2 separate regions of the Homo sapiens genome follow, and region 1 is linked to region 2. A link is a loop called in an ENCODE intact Hi-C map of the cell type or tissue named here. Cell type or tissue: sigmoid colon. All regions are shown on one strand.

Region 1 (8,000 bases), 710 kb after region 2:
GCAATATGACCAGGTAACAAATCTGCACAGGGACCCCTGAATCTAAAATACAAGTTGAAAAAGAAAGGAAAACAAAAATGAGCAAGAACCTGCATAGAAATTTCTTAAAAGAAGACATACAAATGGCCAACAGGTAAATGAGAAAAATGTTCAATATCACTAATCATCCAAGAAATGCAAATCAAAACCACAGTGAGACACCCTCTTACACCAATCAGAATGGCTATTATTAAAAAGACAAAAAAAAAATAGCAGAAGCTGGCAATGATGCAGAGAAAAGAGAATTCTTATATACTGTTGGTAGAAATATAAATTAGTACAGTTATTATGGAAAATAGCATGGAGATTTCTCAAAAAGACTAAAAATTGAGCTAACATATGATCTAGTAATTCCACTACTGTGCATTTTTCCAAAGGAAAGGAAATCAGTATATCAAAGGGATACGTGCACGCCCATGTTTACTTCAGCACTATTCACAATAGCAAAGATACGGAATTGACCTAAGTGTCCATCAAGGAACAAATGAATAAAGAAAACGTGGTATACACATAACAGAACACTATTTATGCACAGACATAAAACAGAATGAAATCACGTCATTTGCAGCAACATGGATAGAACTGGAGGTCATTATGTTAAGTCAAATAACCCAGGCACAGAAAGATAAATACTGCATGTTCTCATTCACATGTGGGAGCTAAAAAAGTTGATTTTATGGAGGTAGGGAGTAGAATGATAGATACCAGAGACTGGGAAGGCTGTGTGTGTGTGTGGAGAGGGGAATGAAGATAGGTTGGTTAATGGGTACAAACATGCAGTTAGATAGAAGAAATACATTCCAGTGTTCAATAGCAGAATAGGGTGACTATAGTTAACAATGCGTTGTATTTTTCAAAATAGCTAGAAGAGAGGACTTGAAATGTTCCCAACACATAGAAATGATAAAAACTCAAAGTGACGGACACCTCACATAATGTGACTTGATCATTACATACACATTCTATACACGCAATGAAATATCACACGTACCCCATAAATATGTACAAATATTATTAATTTACTCCACAGTCATTTATCAAGCACTTACTGTATGCCAAGTGCTTTACTAGGCGCTGACAATACCCCAGTGTTTAATTTCACTGTTTAGGGATGGTAGCCAGCCATGCTTCAGTCCTGGCTCACTCTGAATATCAGTCTGTGTTGGATTTCCTTCTGGAAGTGACAGATACAGCTCAGGACAAGCTCCCTTTAGGGATGACTTACAACCCTGTTGAAGGGAAACCTGAGGTCCTTCCCTTGGGGCAGGCAGGGCATACCATTCAAATAAGCGTTCTGGATGTCGATGGCCTTGGTGGACTGGTCATCGGCCGAGCAGTGCGGGTGGTGGGTCGGGGCCACAAACACCTCCAGCATCCCTTTGGTAAGACCCGGCTCGAACATCATGCTGCGGCTCCTCACACTCACGTTCTCGCAGCCTGGGTACAGGTTGTTGATGCTCACTGAGACTGCAGGATGGAAAGGATCACATGAGTACTCGATGGGGGCAGCGTGTGCCTGTCTCCCTCCCAGGCTGGCCCTGAGGTTTCCTTTTCTGGAGCACGCCTCTGTCCCCACCCCAACTCTGGCTTCAGGCTGAGTGTGTCTGCCCTCACACGTGCAGGGCAGCAGTGTTCCCAGCAAGGCTGTGGGCTTTTCCGCTTGCTCTACCTCCCCACAACCTTTTCTGCCCCGCCCTGTTGCCCGGGTGGCTGGTCCTAGGGATTGTGTCTCTAGGCTGGCTTGCCATGTGATTTCTGCTTAGGGTCAGCCAACGGGAGGCTGTGGAGAGGGTGGGAGGGCAGAGGTCGGGTTTCTTCCCTTCTCACTTCCTGCTACTTTGCTGATACTCGCAGTCTCTGTCTTCCTCCAGCTCCCACTGAGCGACTTCTCTCTCTTGCACATGAGATTATTATTGCAGGTTAAATGGAAAATGATTTCAGACAGTAGCAGGCCATAGCATTAAATAATGCTGAATCACACACTGTGAAAGCTACTCCTTTTTGAAATTCCCTTGAAGGCCTTTCAGTTGTTCTTGCAGCGAGTCTCCACTTGAGGCCTTCCGATTTTAGCATTTCCTCAACACCTGCTCATCTTCCCTTTTAATGAAGAGGGTGTGGGCATTGGCGTTTAGCGGGATTTTATTCACATTGGTTGCTGTTCACTGCATTTATTTTTACTTATGGCAGTGACACTGGGTTCCCATTTATGATAGGGATATTAACTTTCATTTTCAAATCAATGTATTTTAGTACATTTTAAAAAGTGAGTCAGTTTAAAGGAAACATTATGTAAACAATGGTGAACTTGTGGGTGTTGTACGGGAGCTGAATAACAGAGTCTGGGTCCCCTGCGTTTAGGCATAGAGCCTGTGCTTCCTCACTGTCTCAGTTACTCACTGGCCTGCCCTGCTCCCCGTCTCTCCCACCAGGCTTGTGCAGGCAGAAGCTGCCTTTCTGGTCAGGGCTGTGACCCAGGGCCCACAGAGAGTGCTCTGTAAGAACTTGGTGAACGAATTGCATTGGAGAAGGGATTCATTGATCTTAACTGCAGTACCATTGGTTTACCATTAATACAATAGACATTGCGAGGCACTAAAGAAGTGACCATTTCACCTGGGTATCTGACTTTAAAACAGGCGATCCAAACACCAAGGTAATCCCTTACTTAAAGACCAAAGAGTTAAGACTTTGGACATGGATAATGGGGGTATCCAACGGAGGGGATGAGGAGAAGAAAAGTGGATCCTAAGGGCAGGATTAGGTACAGGGAAAGGAGAAAGGGCACTAGGAGGGCAAGATTTATTCTTAAAAACACCAACACATATTCTATTTCTGTAGGAAAGTTGGCAGATAGGAATGTAAATAGAAAACAAAAGCAAAATGATGTAAGTCTTGATGTCAACATAGCTGCCATTTTAGTGTATTTCTCTGCATATTGTTAATCCCAGCCTGCAAAAGCTGCTGGGTTGCCCAAGAATGGGTCTGTCCACTTCCCTGTGACCTGGAATTTGTGTCTGGGTGCCTGCCTGTCAGGAACAAGCCTTCTTTTAGTGGCATGTGGCCCTGTGCTTAATGAGAGCAGACGTTGGTAAATGGCAGTCATTCCTGCTCCTCGGTGACAGTTTTCGTTGGGAGGATAAAAGGTTAGGACAGGCTTTGTACAAGGTGTTATGAAAACAATAATTTCATGGGGAAGCACCGAAATCCCAGGAAATCATTTTTGTTAGCTACTGCCCCCTGGCGGTGTAACGTGACGGCTCCCAGGAGACCCACTTTACCTGGTCACCGGGAATTCCTCCCGCAGGCTCCTCTCCGCGGGAATAGGAATGGCTTCTTCAAATACTCTTCCTGGACATTCATGCCTCCTATGACCTTGGATGTTTTCCTTCCCACAGCTCAACAGCCACAACCCTCAGTGTCCCCACAGCTGAGTGATGTGTGCAACAGAAAACTTCGAGGGGACCCCGTCCGGTCTCCTGGCTGGGAGCTCAGCCTTGGCCTCCAGCGTTCTCAAGAGAACGGCAGTGGAAAAGGGCCAAAATTCTAAAAGCAAACTTCTTGCTGTCTGATGATATAAATGTTGCCATGTAGGCATCTCTCTCATTGAAGGGAAAAGGGCCTGACAATTCTAGGAGAGGTCACTGGTGTCCAGAGCCCTGGCCTGAAAGAGACCCCAGCACGGCCTGCCAGGCACGAGCAGTGCCCCCTGGCAGGTGACAGTGTTGCTGCTTCAGGAACCAGGCCCAGTCCCTGGAGGCATGCTCAGGAGCGGCAGTTCCTCGGGTGTCTAACAAAGCCACGCTGCTCCGTTGGCCCCCAACACACATACCCTCTGCCAAAGTCCAATCTCCCCAGGCCGCCCTCGCGGTGCCCTGTGCTTGTGCCCTGCTCTGCATTTCCCGGGCGCTGTCTGATGCTGATGTACAAGCTGTGAGGGCAGCAAGTGCCTGGTGACCCGCCCAGTCCAGGGATGGGGGCATCTTGTCTGTCTCATCCACCTCCAAGTCCAGCTGCCGAGCTATGCCTCCTGCCCAGGGATCCCTCAGCCACCAGGCTTCAGGGGCAACCACCAGCGCACACTTCCTCCACCAGGGGCAGGCGGCACTGACTGTGGGGGCCCAGGGACCAGGACAGCTGCCTCCTCCCCAGACCCCACGGCTGGGCTGAAAGCAGCTGGTGTGCCTGCACCTTAGGGCTCTCATGCAGAGGGGCTTCTGCCCCCGCGCCAGGACCCCCTCCCCGATCCCTGGCTAAAGATGCTCCCCCCATGGTGGGGCGTGCAGAAAAAGGGTCACCCAGAGCCACCCTTCACCAGGAACCTGCTGCAAAGACCAGACACAGATACTGAGGAGAAGCAAGGCCATGGATACCTCACCTCTGAGGCCAAGGGCAGAGCCACAGGTGACTCCCAGGACTCCACAATGGGGGCTCCTGGGCATCATCTGCACACCCACTTAGGCCTTGCAAACTTTCCAGATCATGAGCTCATGACCTCTCTCTCTCTCTCATATCCCACCCTCCTAACCACAGAGGTTCAGGCTGCAGTGCCCTTAACCACAGCAGGAGCGTGCTGCCTCCCTCTAAGGGAGCAACTGAACCCCACTTAAATCCTCAACTAGAGCAGAAATCACACTGGAGGCCAGGTGCGGTGGCTCACGCCTGTAATCCCAGCACTTTGGGAGGCCGAGGCAGGTGGATCACAAGGTCAGGAGTCTGAGACCAGCCTGGCCAATATGGTGAAACCTCGTCTCTACTAAAAATACAAAAGTTAGCCTGGTGTGGTGGCATGCACCTGTAGTCCCAGCCACCTGGGAGGCTGAGGCAGGAGAATCACTTGAACCCAGGAGGCGGAGGTTGCAGTGAGCCGAGATCACACCACTGCACTCCAGCCTGGGCAACAGAGCGAGACTCCATCTCAAAAAAAAAAAAAAATAAATAAAATAAATTTTTTTCTTTAATAATAAATTAATCTTAACCTTCTGTCACATTTTTTCCATTATCTACTTTTAAATTTTTTAAAGTTTTGACTCTTTTGTAATAACATTTAACTTAATATGCAAAGACAAAAAACAAAAAAATCACACTGGAAAATGGAAAGGTGTGCCTGTGAATTCCTTATGCAGGGTGTTATTGACAAGCACTGGCTCAGGCACCAGATGTTCTGGGATTTGCCACCTGTGCGCCTCAGAGAAGCCAACTGACCCCTCAAGGCTGCAGGGAAATAGCGGTAAAAACACCTCGGAAGCTGTCACTTGGATTAAATGAGGCGTCCTTCAGACCATATTTCTTCCAGTTCCTGGCACACAGTACTCTATAAATATTGACATATGTATCAGCAATATAATAATATGAATTATAACTCTGTTTTGGTTATTCTTTCTTCTCCTCATTTCAATTCTATAGCTGTGTTCAGAGAACAGAAGTTGAAAAGGGAATATAAATCTCAGCCAACTCTCCGCAGCTACCCATGCTCCCCAGCGTCCTCCCTCACTGAGGGGACGTAAGAGAAACACAAACTTTAGCATCAACCTGGGGAACAGACCTGGCTCTTCTGTGACATCATATACAGAGAATGAATCAAGGCACAAAGCACAAAACTGTCCTGGTTTAGGAAACTCTTGGAAGGTCTCTTATCTTTCCACAAACTCACTCGCTCTGTCTAAAGGAGGATTCAGTTGGAATCACACCCAAGATTGCATCATTTTCTCTTGCTCACTGCCAGGTGTTTCGTGACAGCCCCCTAATGTGAATCAATAACCCTGTCTGTGGAAGGCCCGGAAGGCAGCAAACGTTCCCAAGGAGGGTGGATGTGACCAGAGAGACCATCCCTGAAAACCACTAAGGAGCCTCTGGAAACCTCTATCCAACCTTGAACTGAGCAGGATGGTGCTTCCTGGAAATCCCTTTTTGTTGCTCTATGTATCTACAATACTGGGTCTGCCTGTAGCACTCCAGAAAGAAGGATAAGGGTTGAGGACCCTTCTTGGGCTGCTATTGGATCTGTGCTATGCTTGGACTGTTTGAGTTTGAGCTCTTTTTGTCTCTAAGGCCAGAGCCCTGAGTAGAATGCAATGCAATTTGCAACTGTGTCCCCAAAGCTGACTGTGCAAATTCTGCAGTTTGCACATTTATGAGGATGGACCTTTGTGTCTGTGGCTGTGATTTCAGTGAGGCCCTTGTTTTGCTACTGCCAAGTCAGTCTGTTACTGCTGGACAACAGGCAGCACACACAAGGCTACCAGCCAACCTGGACCTGAAAACCACTAAGGCCACAGGGTCCAGTATAGGCCAAGTGACCCAAACACAACTCCCTTCCCCCCTAGACCTTGAAAGGAGAGAGTGCGGAAGCCAACACCTGCTGGAGAGACGGGGCCAGCATGGAGGTTCCTACCTGTGGGCTTAGAAGCCAGGGGTGAAGGTGGGAACCTGCTGGAGTTGGTGGAAGACAGTCTGGGCCGACGCCTTCTGAAAAAGCTCCTCAGCAGCCCACACTTGAGAGATTCTACAAGGGTGGTTTTCCCGGATCCCGAGTGGCCAAACAGCTTGAGCTTAATTCTTGGCTGCAGGTTCTGTGTGGGTCGGAGCTGCTGGATGAAGAGTCCTCGGTGCGTATCCTGAGCATGGATGAGAAAGAGCCAGTGAGTGACAGAAAAAGAGGCAAATAATGATTCTCAAGATTCCTAATCCCCGGTGTGCAGTTTTTACCCATGCTGAAGATATGTTTCTTTTTTTCTTTTTTGAGACGGAGTTTCACTCTTGTTGCCCAGACTGGAGTGCAATGGCACGATCTCAGCTCACCGCAACCTCTGCCTTCTGGGTTCAAGCGATTCTCCTGCCTCAGCCTCCCGAGTAGCTGGGATTACAGGCATGAGCCACCATGCCCAGCTAATTTTGTGTTTTTAGTAGAGACAGGGTTTTTCCATGTTGGTTAGGCTGGTCTCGAACTCCCGACCTCAGGTGATCCGCCCGCCTTGGCCTCCCAAAGTGCTGGGATTACAGGTGTGAGCCACCGTGCCTGGCGGTATGTTTATTTCTATCTCCAATGAAAACTTTGAAAATTCAGGTAAAATTCACATAACATCAAAGTCACCATTTTCAACTGTGAAATTCAGAGGCTTTTAGTGTATTTTCAGTGCTGCAGGACCATCACTGCTGTCTCCTTCCAGAACATTTGTGTCACCCCCAAAAGGAAGCTCTGTACCCGTGAGCAGTCACTTGCCATTCATTCCCCTCTTTGCTCAGCCCCTGGCAACCATAGAGATGTTTTCTGTCTCTAAGAATCTGCCTATTTCCATTGCATTTTGATGCATGACAAGTTGGATGGAGCAACTGTGAAGCCTTCAATGTGTGTGTGTGTGTGTGCGCGTGTGTGTGTGTGTGACCCCCACACTTTATTTAGAAATTTATCAGAAAAACATAATTGGATGGCCCAAATGTCCACTTCATAACTGTAGGTCTGGAATAGGAACCTTATCTTACTGTTAAATAGCTACTAGCACTTTTGATTTAACTTCATGGCAATGTCACCTGTATGTGAGTATTAAAAATATCTACCATCACTTTTGGTTTCAACCACATGACAACCTAAGAAGCCTAGGAACAGACCTACAACAAATCGGGTGCGGTGGCTCACGCCTGTAATCCCAGCACTTTGGGAGGCTGAGGCACATGGATCACCAGGGTCAGGAGATGGAGACCATCCTGGCTAACATGGTGAAACCCCGTCTCTACCGAAAATACAAAAAATTAGCCGGGCGTGGTGGCGGGAGCCTGTAGTCCCAGCTACTCGGGAGGCTGAGGCAGGAGAATGGTGTGAACCTCGGAGGTGGAGCTTGCAGTGAGCGGAGATCACGCCACTGCACTCCAGCCTGGGTGACAAAGTGAGACTCCGTCTCAAAAGAAAAATAAATAAATAAATAAATAAATAAATTTTAAAATATTAATATATTACTAAACACATA
Region 2 (8,000 bases):
ATGTATTCTCTCACCATTTGGATAAAATAATATTTACATTGAGTAAATTCTTCCTCCTCCCCTCCCTTCAGGAAAAAAAAAAAAAAAAGCACATTTAACATAACATTAAATATTCTGAGTTCAGACCAATACCCCATGCCTTAAATGACTTCACCAGCTTCTCTAACAGGCTAGACTCTGGAGATTAAAGATCCTACATGGGCAGGTTCCTCCAACTCACCTTTCATACTGTTCTAAAACACAGGTCCAATCCTGCCCCTGCTTTCAATGGTTTCCCTCTGCCTACAAATTCAACACCAACCACCTTAATGTTACATGCAGAATTTAAAAGGTGGCCCCCAAATTCATCCCTAGACAGATCAGCCATAGGAAAGAAACTACAGGTGGTGTAGGCAGTGGTGACATCATCATCAATATCAACTGGGCATTTACTGTACACCAGGAGCCTATGAAACATTTTACTTCATTTAAGCTCACCCCTGATGAGGTAGGTGTTCTCGTCCCCTGCTATACATAAACACACTCACAAAGGAGGATAGATAGAAAATAGTAGCTAGGTAGATAGGTAGAAAAAGAGGGAGGAAGGAAGGAAGGAAGGAAAGAAGGAAGGAAGGAGGGAAGGAAGGAGAAGAGAGGAGAGGAGAGGAGACAGGTAACAAGGGGCTAACTTTTGGCTGGGATTGAAATCCCCGATGGCCTCTTTAACTCCTCTCATGCCTCTGTTCCTGCTTTCCCCTCCATCCAGATGTCTTTCTTCTCCCATTCTGATAATCTATGGAATCACCTTCTCTTCCCAGATACCTTCAGCACAGAATTCCCTCATTATATGCATGTGTATCTCCTCTATCAGACTATAAAGTCTGTAAGGATACATCTGTGTTTATATATTTAGCCAAACACGACTTGTTCTATAAAGGGTTTACGGCAATTTTAAGGTCATGAACAGGCTCCCAGTAAAAACATAATTTAACATTAAATTGGACTGAATACTGATGCACAACTAAGGAAACTGTTTACCTCAACATTAAAAAAATGCTAATAACTACAGCTAAGTTCAAAAGTAGAAAGGAGAAGGAAATCAACATCTACTGGCGTCAGCTGCTGTATTTCAGGAACTGTACTGAGAACTCTATAAATCCATTTCATGTAATTCTCAGAACAGACTTACACCATAGGTTTTATCCCAGTTTATAGGTAAGGAATTCAAGGTTTTAAAAGGCTTTGCGGGTTGGCTCTTTCACCAATATTTGCTGGAGTTTGGGTTTTCAGGCTCTTTCTGGGTCATAGATTTCTTTCCAGGATACCTTGTAGCAATTTGAGAGCTGGCATCACTTCCCGCTGGGTCCCAAAGATGCAGGAAGAGCTTAGTACTGTTGACTAGACCGCGGATGGACCCACCACAAAAGTTTAACCCAACCTTGACCCCAGAATCTTCACAAATGCTCAGTGAAGAAAATCCCCAGGACGACTCGGGCCTCTCTTCTGCTCAGAGATGTCAATAAAGAACTTCAGTAGCGTGACTTTCAACCCTAGTACCAAATTCCCTTCCCTTCTACCAGAAGATTCATCCCAACAACTGGATAGAAGAGAAACGACCTTCCAGGACATCAGAGATGGCTTGCCTCAGGAGTAGAAGTAAGAACGCTGCTACCTATGCAGAAAGGAAGTATGGCAAAATTGAGATACCTGTTACTCAACAGATGTTCTTGGCTTGAAAAACTAGTAGACACTGGGCCAAAGGGAGAGTTCAGAATGAATCAAGAAGGGAACCATTCAAATGTGGCTGCAGTTTCTGTTATCATAGATAGCCTGAGAATGCTACAACAGGGAATCATGACACCAAGCCAATTCAACCATAAACTGTCATTCTTGTACTTTTTTTTTCTTGCTGGTAATTTTATGTATTAGGTTGAGAAAGCTAATCTATGTTAGAAGAGCCTGTATACCAATAATTTTAATAAACAGTTCTGTGATTTTTTTGGGTATATTTTCATTTCTACCATACCACCAATAATTTATCAGAGATCTATGTAGCTTGAATGTATTTGAGTAACTTCAACATACTTCAGCTCTCCTCCCTGATGTGACCCAAAGAGCCAGTAGGTCCTAAGTGTCCTATGTGTGTTAGAAGCCTGAAGTCAGTGAGATGAAGCCCAACCCAAGAGTTCAAGTAAAGCAACTTGTGGGGCAAGAATATAAAGAAAACAGTGGGTAGTTTGGCAAGAGCATAATTATTAAATTTTCTGGTTTTCAAAAATGTGAACTCCAATAAGAGGACCTTCAATGTGCTGTTTTTGCAATTTTCAGTAACAAATGTGTGTACAGAGAAAATAAAACTGACATATTTGAGTAGCTTTAAAAAAAAACTTTTTTTAAAAAAAGGCTGCATGATGAATCAGTTATGTGGCTTTGGACCAGTAAGGAGTCAATTTCAACCCAGACTGTTCTGACTTGGAAGGCCATTGTGATTCCATGTCTAACTCCAGAATATTGTTTTCACAATACCATAACATCTTCTAAACTGAACAAAATACTTGCACGAAATAGTTGATTCTCTTCTTCCAATTTCTTTTCATTCATGGAAAGGGAAAGAAGACACATTGAATTAAGCATCCAACAAATATAAATACAGCATTAACATTTAAATGCTATCTCAGCAAATATTTTAAAGGATAAACCAAAAGAATGTATATCGAATATACTAGAAAAAAGATGCTAGCAATGAAGGAGTGCAACCAGTAACGTTGTAACTATGTGCAATCAGGTAAGTCACTGGAAGTGAAAACCACCTAAACCTCTGGCAGCTAAAACCAAATTAGTAACTCTCATCAATATGATAGCCAAATTTGAGACACTACCCACGAAATGCAGAGGGGCACACATCAGGCACATCAATATTGTGACCCCTCAGTTCACAAGTAAGGGAGACACACAATTATCTGAGATACACTTTAAGGACACCAATGACCAACATATGGCATCGCAATGGCTGTTCCAGGGAACATCCATTTTCACTGTTTCCTGGATTTCAGGCATAGAAAGATGACTGAAGACATATAGTGGCCCTTTTGCCTTGACCCAGTTCATAACCATTGTAAAAGTAACCATTTCACTACTCAAAAGATTATAAAGAAACTATTTTTCCTAAGAATCTAGGATCTACTACCTATAATTCTGGCATACACATTCTTTACAACCTTAATATATAATTATCAAATCTGATAACGAACGTTCTGTAAATTACCAGGTACTACAATATTTTGGTGTTTGCCTTTTAACTAAAGCTGAGGGGGGAGAGTGGGGAGGTTGGAAGAAGCCTCATTTCACCTGCCCTTTCCAAAATTTCACTTCAAAAGAGTGTTAAAAAAAACTCAGTATATCCAGGTATAAATCTCCAAGTTTAATTTTCACTGCTTAACAAAAGCGATGTAGAAAGCAATTACTGTACCCTCCATTAATCCTTTCGGATTGCATGGAATTCCTTCCAGAAAATTCCAATAGAAAAAAAGTTAAGACAGGTAATCGCGTTTTGGTACGTGTGTCGTCTCTGGCACAAGTCATGTAGAGTGAAATCCTTTAAGACATTTAAATGTTCCTGGTATTGTTTTGTGATTAACGTGATAAAATTGCCAAACAATCCATATTTACCATGAGTGAAAACACTTCCACCACGTACGGAAAATCTCTCCAAAACACAAAATCTGATTCAAAAATTATAAGTAAAAAGAGAATAAATGTAAAAACAATTCCATAAACAAACTTTGAAATGCGTATACGATGACATTACTGAAGCCATTACTCAAAACGAACCTCTGTAAAATCGAGAACGCACAATCAATGCAATAAAATGCTCGAGAAAGCCAAACCCGAGGCGCTGCGCAGTTCCCGCATCGCACAATTCGTTTCAACACATTCCTTGACGAATACACCCAAGGTCACTCACGATGGAGAGGAAAAGTGCCTGTCTCTCTCCAGAGCACGCAACCCGTTCGCCGCGCCCCCACGGAGGGCGGCGAAGAGACGGCGCATCAGGAAAGGGGCTGCGCGGGCGCGAGGACTGGCCGGTGGGCGTTCCGGCGCCGCGAACCGCGGAGCCTGCAACTTACAAGGTCCGCGGCCATCCCCCGGGCCTGGGAGGGGTGGCCCCAGGGCAGGCCCGCGTCCCCGGGGTGACCCGACCCGTCGCGCCGGGGTCCCGCCCCTCCCCCCGCCCCGCCCCCGTCGCCGGCCCGGGATTATGCAACGTTCCCCCTCCCCGCCTGCATTCTGGCGCAGCGCCCCCTCCCCGCGCCCGACTGCGCAGCGCCGCCGCCCCCTGCCCGCCGGCCTCCCCGCCCGGCTCCAAACAAAGCGCGCGCTAAGGGGCCGGCGGCGGCCGGGGAACTGGGGACGAGAGGGTGGCGGCCATGTTGGCGGGGGGCGGCGGGGATGGGGGCACGGAGGAGTAGGGGCCGGCGAACAAAGGAGCGCGCGCCCGCCCCGAGGCCCAGGCCCGCCCAGCCCGGGTCCCCGCCGCGGCCCAGCCGGCAGGGGGCGCTATGCGGGCGCCGCCCGCTGGACAATGCTCCGCCGGGCCCCGCGCGGGCCGCGCTCACCTGCGCCCCCGGGCAGACCGCCGCACCGCTGGCCCGCCCGCAGCCCGCACTCCCTCACGACCCACGCCCGCCCTGCGCGGGCCTCACCTGCTGACCGCCGAGGCTGCAGTCCACAGGCCCACGGGTTCCGCCGTCGCTCGTTCGCGCTCCCGCCGGCCCCAGCCTGAGCCAGACGGCGCCTCCCCGCCCCCGCTCCCTCGCCGCGGACGCCGCCCGCCCCCCAACAGTCAGGGCGCACGCGCACTGCGCCCGCCGAACTGCGACGGCCGCGCCGCCCCGGCGCCTGGCGCCGACGGCCGACTGCGCAGGCGCAGTGGGGCGGGGCGGGGCCGGCGAGGGCGGGGCCTGGCCCCTCTCACCTGGCTGGCGGCAGGGCGGGGCTCGAGCCCGGGACTGCCAGGTGCGCGCCGGGAATGGGCGGCGGCAGGCGCGCGGGGCACAGGTTCCTGAGGGGGCGCAGCTTTTCCTGGAAGGCAGGCAGCCTGAGAAGGGCTTCGTTTTTGCGCAGTAGGACGTTGAAGAAAGGACAAGCCCCCTTTGTCCTGGACGTAAGCCGCAAGTCGTCCTGAGTGGTGCACACCGCGAAGACTGAGGAAACTGGATCACAGGGCTGGGCCGTGAGCCTTGAACCTCGGAGAACGTCGCATTACTGCTCCAGCGCGCCGGTTCAGGGCCGCGGGACGCGAGCCCTTTAAAAGGATGGATTTGCTTCCTGTGACTCCCTGGAAGAGACGTCTTCACCACCGCACTGCGTAGAGGCCGGCGTCGTCGCCGGCTCACCCCGCTTGCTGCCTCCCCGCACAAAGCCCAGCCCAGGTAGCTCAGGTTAGCTGGAGCCCCGGAGCCTCACCTACAAGTACCTGGCCTGTCCTAGGTTGTGTGGGGACGGGATGTGGCTTCTGCAAGCCCAGAAACCTGTTTCCACTCCCCCACCACAAATGGAACTCACCCAGCTCTACTCGCAAGGTTAGGAGCCAAAAATTCCCATGATCGCACGCGAATTCATTTGACTTCCGTTTCAGTTAAGATGCCTTTTCAGCATTTTGTTGCTTGTTTGCAGAAGGGAGAGAGGTAGGATCAAGAATAGTTTTTACTCCTGCAGAGTCGAGTGCGAGACTTGGAGGCTGAGTCCAGGCGCTCTCCCCTCCCCGCCAGTCCCGTGTCCTGGAGCAGGTCACTGACCTGGTTCCTCGAGTGCGACAGCGCAGCCTCATCGTAATAAACCGCCTCCCAAAGCGTTGTCAGATCAAATTCCAGAACATGTTACTGGAAAGCACCTTGAACACTCTAAACTGCAGCACAGTTATTAGTTAGCAATACTCTTTGGGGTTTCACTGGCACCTTTTCTAACAAATAAGATTGATAGATGCCTGCTCAAACAAATTGAAGTGCTTGTCTCAGATGACACACTTGGCAGGCATGGGACGTTCACAGGCCAACTAGAGAGCTAATTTCAAAACTGAGATATAAAAGTGTATCGCTGTACTTACAAGTTACCAAGTGTTGAGAAATTACTCACTTTCATTTGTGTGTTTAATGTCTTTTTTGTTTTTTTAGACGGAGTCTCACTCTGTTCCCCAGGCTGCAGTGCAGTGGCATGATCTCGGCCCACTGCAACCTCCGCTTCCTGGGTTCAAGCAATCCTCACATTTCAGCCTCCCGAGTAGCTGGGATTACAGGCGCGCACCACCATGTCCAGCTAATTTTTAAAAATATTTTTAGTAGAGACGGGGTTTCGCCATGTTGGCCAGGCCGGTCTCAAACTCCTGGCCTCCAGCAATCCGCTGGCCTCGGCCTCCTGAAGTGCTAGGATTACAGGCGTGAGCCACCGCGCCTGGCCTGTTTAATGTCTTGCAGTGGGGTCATCTCCGAAACAAAGAGGGATGGGAAGAAGGTAGGTGCCAAGAAGTCTGCTGGTTGGAAGATTTCATCTCATTGGCGAGATCCCTGGGTTTCTCCACCTCAGCAGTGTTGGCTTTTGGGATGGGATAATCCTTTCATGTGGGGTCTGTTCCATGCTTTGTAGGATGTTTGACAGCATCCCTGGCCTCCACCCACTAGATGCCAGTAGCACACACACTCCTCCAAAATTCACGGAAAACGTCTTCAAAGTCAAATATGTGGCCCCACCTTCATCTCCATCCCCAACCCCTGATTTAAAATTTGCCACTGGTGATGATCTCATTGGGAGCTATTGAGAATACACAGGACTGTGGTTTACACCTGTAATCCCAACACTTTGGGAGGCTGAGGCTGGAGGATGGCTTGAGCCCAGGAGTTTGAGACCAGCCTGGGCAACATAGCAAGACCCCAACTCTAAAATAAATAAAATTTTAAAAAATTTTAAAAAGGCCAAGAACAGTGGCTCTCACCTGTAATCCCAGCACTTTGGGAGGCCGAGGCAAGTGGATCACTTGAGGTCAGGAGTTTGAGACCAGCCTGGCCAACACAGTGAAACCCCATCTCTGCTAAAAATACAAAAATTAGCGAGGCGTGGTGGTGCACGCCTGTAATCCCAGCTGCTCCAGAGACTGAGGCAGGAGAATCGCTTGAACCCAGGAGGCAGGGTTTGCAGTGAGTCGAGACTGTGCCACTGCACTCCAGCCTGGGTGACGGAGTCAAACTCCATCTCAAAAAAAAATACACAGGATTGTGGCTCATGCCTGTAATACCGGCACTTTGGGAGGCCAAGGTGGTAGGATGGCTTGAGCCCAGGAGTTCAGGACCAGCCTGGGCAACATAGCAAGACCCCAACTGTACAATAAATAAATAAAATTTTTTAAAATGAAACAAAGGCCGGCCAGCTGCAATGGCTCACGCCTGTAATCCCAGCACTTTGGGAGGCCGAGGCAGGCAGATCACTTGAGGTCAGGAGTTCTAGACCAGCCTGGCCAACGTGGTGAAACCCCATTTCTACTAAAAATATAAAAATTAGCCAGCCGTGGTGGCAGGCACCAGTAATCCGAGCTATTTAGGAGGCTGAGGCAGGAGAATCGCTTGAACCCAGGAGGCAGGGGTTACAGTGAGCCGAGATTGCACCACTGCACTCCAGCCTGGACAACAAGAGTGAGACTCCATCTCAAAAAAAAAAAATTAAAAATAAAAGAATGCACAGTCCAGTAATGTCACCCAGCCCTATATCAGTAAAGGTCACACTCTAGAGTGGTACATATCTCAGCTGCATCTAAGGCCTTGCTAATTAGCTCATTAGAATGTCACAAATGGGTTTTTATATTACCCATGTATAGCTGCCAAAAATGTTTAAGTGAATCTAATCAAAGTTGGAAAAAAAAATAAGAAAAATCCAGGTTGGAAGACATTCAGCAAAACAATTTCCCTGCACTACACTCTAAAAAAAGTCAAGCTAGGGAATTGGTCCAGACAGATAACACAACTGGGTTGGTC

The links. Hi-C counts contacts between places; a loop is a spot of excess contacts. Peaks named below come from ENCODE experiments on the same cell type or tissue, not always from the same donor. Only the 100,000 strongest peaks of a DNase experiment are listed, where the experiment ranks them.
Region 1: a loop joins it to region 2, with 6 times the contacts of the local background. A loop is called at or near these places in 5 of 110 quality-filtered maps.

Annotation. Positions count from the first base shown.
Region 1 is chr9:87,680,057-87,688,056 of GRCh38, reverse strand. DAPK1 (death associated protein kinase 1) reads right to left here. Exons shown (of 26, transcript NM_004938.4): 20 at 6,431-6,653; 21 at 1,318-1,506. Among named protein-coding and RNA genes, the nearest start is that of CTSL, 42 kb to the left of the region's middle. In sigmoid colon, a CTCF peak has its summit at 3,282 (motif pointing left); DNase peaks (open chromatin) are centred at 1,703, 3,304 and 4,078; H3K27ac peaks cover 882 bases.
Region 2 is chr9:88,385,221-88,393,220 of GRCh38, reverse strand. It overlaps SPIN1 (spindlin 1), which reads right to left and starts at 4,777. Exons shown (of 6, transcript NM_006717.3): 1 at 4,683-4,777. LOC124902204 (a long non-coding RNA gene) reads left to right here and starts at 4,022. Exons shown (of 2, transcript XR_007061652.1): 1 at 4,022-4,109; 2 at 5,104-8,000. RefSeq lists a silencer at 4,125-5,024 and an enhancer at 5,102-5,961. In sigmoid colon, a CTCF peak has its summit at 4,420; DNase peaks (open chromatin) are centred at 4,030, 4,500, 4,790, 5,370 and 1 weaker place; H3K4me3 peaks cover 2,706 bases; H3K27ac peaks cover 2,142 bases.